2 separate regions of the Homo sapiens genome follow, and region 1 is linked to region 2. A link is a contact called in ENCODE Hi-C or POLR2A ChIA-PET data. All regions are on one chromosome and are shown on one strand. Each heading gives the region's core, a stretch centred on a gene start or an enhancer-like site at or near the end of the contact. The rest is flanking DNA. Distances are from core to core; before and after follow the strand shown. Region 1 overlaps FBRSL1 (fibrosin like 1). Region 2 overlaps FBRSL1 (fibrosin like 1).

What was found. A loop is a pair of places that touch in the nucleus more often than their neighbours do. ChIA-PET counts read pairs that join two places held with the same protein, here RNA polymerase II (POLR2A). Pooled maps may share reads with other maps.
Region 1: a loop to region 2 is called in a map of B cell, with 14 times the contacts of the local background. The contact joins two enhancer-like sites. A Hi-C loop is called at or near these places in 8 of 168 maps with a recorded cell type or tissue (B cell, Calu3, MCF 10A and 5 more), 2 of 37 single-sample maps with no recorded cell type and 11 of 50 pooled maps. POLR2A ChIA-PET finds 5 or more read pairs at or near these places in 8 of 52 experiments (GM10248, H1, K562 and 5 more).

Annotation. Positions count from the first base shown.
Region 1 is chr12:132,522,764-132,525,463 of GRCh38, forward strand. All of the region lies in intron 2 of FBRSL1 (fibrosin like 1), which reads left to right. Among named protein-coding and RNA genes, the nearest start is that of FBRSL1, 34 kb to the left of the region's middle. Within about 2 kb of position 1,273, at least 4 of the 41 ENCODE cell types and tissues checked have a DNase peak (open chromatin) inside an H3K27ac peak, as active enhancers do.
Region 2 is chr12:132,559,664-132,562,363 of GRCh38, forward strand. All of the region lies in intron 5 of FBRSL1 (fibrosin like 1), which reads left to right. Among named protein-coding and RNA genes, the nearest start is that of MIR6763, 21 kb to the right of the region's middle. RefSeq lists silencers at 229-528, 799-878 and enhancers at 1,409-1,478, 1,489-1,828, 1,959-2,008. Within about 2 kb of position 1,413, at least 7 of the 41 ENCODE cell types and tissues checked have a DNase peak (open chromatin) inside an H3K27ac peak, as active enhancers do.

The sequences.
Region 1 (2,700 bases), core at 23-2,522, 37 kb before region 2:
GAGGGCAACTCAGGGCTGCAGTGTGTGTGCTGGGCCGTTGGTGCCGTCAGTGAGCTGTGTCCGGGGCCCTCCCCGGCCTGCGCTGCCTTTCCCCCCGCACCTGCCGCCTGGCAGACGGAGCCACCTTCTGTGTGCACTGGGAACAGTCACTCCTTTGTCACTCTAGGGGGGGCAGGGGCTTGGGTCGGCTCTGCTCACTGCCCAGAACGGTACCTGGCTCGTCAGGGCTCCATAAGCATCGGTTGGACGGGTGGACAGATAGGTGGGCAGACCACAAGGCTGGGGTGGGCACAGGTGCAGTAGCTCCTGCCCACCCTCCAGGGCAAAAGGGGCCCCCTCTGGCCCCAGACGTGGACTTGTCATCCAGGGACTGTGATCTTGTCCCTCCAGCTCCTGCTGGGAGTGGACGTGTGGCCTCCCCGGCCCCTGGTGTGGCTGGCAGCACTGAGAAGCGGCTGGGCTGAGGGCAGCCACCTTGGCTGTTTGAGGTCCTGCCTGGGGACAGAGTGGGGTGACCAGGACACAGATTCCCAGTTCTACAGGGTTTTTCGAGACGTGGGACTTTCAGAGCTAAAACCGGCCACCCGAGGAAGGGGAAGAGACCCCACCCCACGACCGGCCTGGCCACCTTTCAGGGCCTCCGGGTTTGGGAGGAGCACACGCAGGGCAGCCCACCGAGCCCCTCTGTGGCATGGGGGTGACGCGTTCCATCTGCGCCCAGCCCTGACCGGAGGTGGCTTTTGTGTGGGTGTGAAGTGTAGAGAGGTGCCCTACTCCTCACGGCTCAGCTGTGTGGGTGTTTCCGACCCACCTCCCTTCCCATCGGCCAGGTGTCCTTGGGCAGTGAGCAGCCTGCACCACTATACTCAGCAGCCCTGTGGCAGCCTTTCCCATCGCTGCCAGGTACTGCCCTGAGCCTCTGTCCCTAGAAGTGAGTGCAGGGCTCATGGGGCCATCGCCAATGGTCAGACTCCCCAGGGGGCCGGTGATACACGGTTCCTGGAGCGGGCTGGAAACTCATTCCTTGCAGGCTCTGGGAGACGATGATGCATTCCCGGGACCCCGCGTTGAGAACCGCTAGGAGTGGGACACGTGGCTTCCTGCAGAGGTGGACAGAACCCCTGATGGCCCCAGCAGGGCAGCAAGTGTGGGACCCGGTGGGCAGGGCTGCCCAGCTGGGACCGTGGTGCCAGCTCCGGGGGTGAGAAAGGAGAGGTTGTGAGAGTCCAGCTGGTGACAACAGTGACCCCTGGTGGCCTGGAAGGTGCCGGCCCCGGGCTCTGCTGCACAGGCCGTGCCTCCACCTAAACCTCATTGCACCGAGGGGCCCTGCCAGGGTTCCCGAATGTTACAGTTACAGATGCCGAAACTGAGGCTGGGGCAGGCCAGTCGCTTGCCCGAGGCCACAGTGCCAGGAAGAGCCGGGCAGCCTGGCCAGGGCCTGTGAGGGCTACTGTGCAGCTGAGCAGGTCACTAGCCCACCACCCTGCCCCCGGCTCCCGCCCAGTAAGGCTCAGACTCCTCGGGGCTGCATCCCTGCCCGGCCAGGGCCTCCTCCAGTGTGGGTGCCTGCTACTGTGCGGCTTGATGGACCTCATGGGCCGGGGGCATTTGACCTCAGGGGCCTGGGTGACATCCCTTAATTCGCACTGGCACCGTCTGCCTTGTGTGCACCCTGTCAGCCACCCAGGGAGGCCTGTTGCTGCAGGAGGTGCACAGAGCGGGCCTCTGGCTGAGCCGAAGGTCGGCAGGGAGCCAGGCTCATGGCTGCAGCGAGCCACACCAGCCAGTCCTGGGACGGGTTTCCCCGGGCTGGGGCGTGCTCCTGACTTGGATGACTCAAAGTAAAGAACCTCACCAGGGGCCCTGGCATGCGAGGCCTGGGGGCCCAGATGTGCTGGGGCGTGTCACTACAAGGTGCAGAATTGTTCCAGATCCAAGTTGGCCAGAGAGGGAGACCGCTGGGCTTCCACGTGAGTCTGGGCGCTGGCTGTGCAGGGGCGTCCCTGCTGGGCGCTGGCCAGCAGGAGCTCTGGCCTCTCACTTCCCTCAGCTTTGTGCAGGTTTGAAATTATTTCCAAGTAAAAAAAGTAAATACATGCAGGGCTCGGGGTCTGGTCCCTGCATGGTCACTTAACCTGTCTGCGCCTCTGTTTTCTCATCCGTGAAATGTAAAGGAAAATAGTTTCTACTCGGGGCCACCGTGTGAGCAAATGTGTGAGTGTGTGCAAAGCGCCCGGGCCAGGCCCTGGCACGCATCGGCGCCCATGTTGGCTGGTGTCAGGGGTGGTGGCGGTGGGCGTGGGGCGTGGGGGTGGGGTGAAGGGAGTATGGGTGCTCCCTTCAGCAGGTGATGAAACTGAGGCACGGGGAGGCCGAGCAGTGGCCCAAGGGCCCATGGCCAGGGTCAGGCAGGTCCCACCACCACCTCGCTGCTTGCTCTGGCATGGAGCCGACCGAAGGAGGTGCTGTGGGCACAGCCAGGGGACAGTGGGTGGCACTGAGGCTCGACCTGGAGGTCATAGCCCTGTACAGCCAGATGGGGTGGTGCGAACCAGCCAGGGTGTGGGTGGAGGCCCTGCCTGTGGTCCCTAGCACCCCCAGGATGCCTTCAAAGTCAGCGGCTTGTGGAAGGGGCGGCTCCAAGCACGTGGCGGTTCTCGTGTCACTGAGCCGGTGGGTCCTGGGTAGGTCCTCCCC
Region 2 (2,700 bases), core at 163-2,662:
AGTGCTGTTTCAGGCGCCGGCCACCGCGCCCGGCTGTCGCCCTTTCTGACTCAGTTTCCCCTTCTGGGAGCGGGGTGGCAGGTGTCCGTAACTTCTTGTTGTGAGGACCAGAGGAGCAGCGCCCACACAGCGCTCAGTGAGGCCGGCGCTGCGCGCCTTTCCCCGGGTGGCCGTGATCGGAGGCAGCGCGTTCGGACCCCGGGCCGGCGGCGGGCGCGGGTGGATCGGCGCCTCGGGGCTGGATTAGTCGGGTCTGCCCGCGCCCCGCCCCCGCCCCGCCCGCGCTCCCGCCTCCCGCGCGCCCAGCTCCGCGCCCGCCGCCTCGGGGCCCGCGCCGCGCCCGACGTCCGCCCGGGAGCCCAGAGCGCACCGAGCGCCGCCCAGAGCGCGCAGAGCCGGCGCGGCGGACATGCGCGTCCCCGGCCCGAGCTCCGGCTGAGCAGGGCACGCGGGGAGAGGGGTCGCCTGGACGGGCCAGGGCCACCCGGGGCTCGCGCTCCACGCCCGCGTCCATGCAGCCCGGCTCCGGCCCCGGGACTAGGGGCGACTGCCTGGGGCGCCGGCGAGGTGAGTGCGCGCTGCGGACTCCAGAGAGGGAATTGGGACTTTGGGGGGACAGGGGAGGGGGAGCGACCGCCCCCCCAGAAGAGCGGGACGCCCGAGATCTCCGGGCCTTCTGCCCACACCGCCTCTCCCGGAGCCAAGCGCGGAGACCGCGTCCTCCCGGGGGCGCACGTGGCGGCGGGCGGGCGGGGGTGCGGCGCGGCCGAGGGTCCCAGGCCCGGGTCAGGGCACCCGGGGTCCGGGGGTGGAGGCGGGGCCGAGCGTTGTGGGTGGCGCGCGCCTTTGTCTGCGCCCAGGTGCGGAATCGGCCACCCGGGTTCCCGGCGCCGCGCTCACCTGCCCCGAGTTGGAGTTCTTTGTCTGGGGCGGGGCGCGGCTGGCCCAGGCTGCGCCGCGTGTCTGGCCGAGGCTGCTCCGCGGGTCGGGTCCTCGCAGACAAAGCGCGCCCTGACCTCCGCCCGCCGCCGGGATTGTGCACCTCGCGGGGGCTGAGGCTTGCCCGGGCGCCCCCGCTGCCTCTTCGCAGGGACCCTGAGCCTGCGGACCCGGAGTCCTCCCACCTGTACCCTGGGCTTGAGTGATCCTCTACCCCACGCGGGCTAGGAGGCAGAGGCGGCTGCTCGTGCCTGGGTCACGTCCCTGCAGACCATGGCCGAGAAGTTAAGCGGGTCTGGTGGCCCCTGGGGCTGCCACCCCATTTGGGTCATCTGGCCACTGCCAGAAGCCCTGTCCTAGAAGGGAAAGAGCTGAGGGACCGCGTGGAGGAACGAGCCCCAGAAGGTGCAGCTGCTGTGTGTGGTCTAGGAAGGGGTTGGAGCCTGGGCCAGGCCCCCAGAGGGCCGGCCCCTGTTCTGCTCTCAGCCCTCCCGGATGGGCGTGGCTGCACCTGGCCAGGTGTTCAGGTTCTCACTGTGAGGTGGAGGCCACCTGCCTCCGGGGCCTCTGCTAGGGCCGAGGACCCCTGGAGCACCCATTCTCAGCCTCCCTGAGCAAACTCGTCTGCTAAGTGTAGGGCCCACTGTGGCGTGACCAGAATGGGTGCTGGATGGCCCCAGCCGCGCGGCCCGTGCGGAAGACCCTCCCCTTCCTTGCAGCCCTCTTGGCTTCGCTGGTGTCTGGGGCGCCCCCTTGTGGCCCTGGGGAGCTTGTGTTCGAACCTGGGACGTGGAGCGGAACCCACTAGAGTGTTTGGGTCCCAGTGAAGGGGAGGGCAGCAGAGCCCCAGAAGGGCTCCAACCTGTGGTTACCCTAGAGACGAGGGCCGGCTTTGGGGGCTGTGCTTTGGGGTCTGCCTTTTGGGTTGGCCGTCAAACTGCGGGCTAAGCTGGCTTCTCCTCCCTCTGCCCACCTGGGAGGCCTCAGCACCCGCCTCCTTCCTGGCCCCTGGAGAGTCCTGGCGGCGTGGTGGGGCCTGCTGCCCCAACCACAGAGGGGGCAGTTAACAGGTGGGCCACCTGGCGAAGAGGCCACTCAAACCCGGGACGCCAGCCAAGAAGAGGGCCCGCGTGCGTGCCAGAGACAGTGCAGCCCCTCAGATGAGGGGTCCAGAAGTCCTCCCAGGAGGATGGTGCAGGCCCAGGAGAGACCCCAGGGGTCTGTGGCAGGCCTGGGTGTTCAGTGCCTGGTTCATGGCTGGCATGGAGCAGCACTGGATCCCCATCCTTGCTGTGTGAGGGGCCCAGATTTGGGAGCCTGGCCCAAGGGAGCACTTGGTGCTGGCACTGCTGGGGGATGGGCACGGCCAAGGAGGTGCCGAGGCCTTTCTGGGGAGCCGCAGTGCCCCCTGGAGGCCCAAAGGCTGGTCTGGACTCCTCCCTGCCCACCTGCACAGGCCCCTTCACTATTCCTCCTGTTTCTCTCGGAGTCCTTCCTGTTTCCGATGCTGGGATGGTCACTGCGTAGCCTGGGTCACCGGCAGTGGCTGGACGGGGCAGGGAGGTGGAGGCGGACCCCATGGGAGCCACACTTCTGGGGGATGATGTTGAGGCGAGCAGAGAGGAGAAAGCCACATGCCCCAACCTCCAGGCCCCCTGGCTTCCCAGGGGTGAGAGGTTCCTGTCCTTCTTTCTTTGTAACAAGCCAGGATTCTAGGGGTGGTGGCCGCAAGGCTGGGGGAGGGAGAGGGTCATCGGGGCC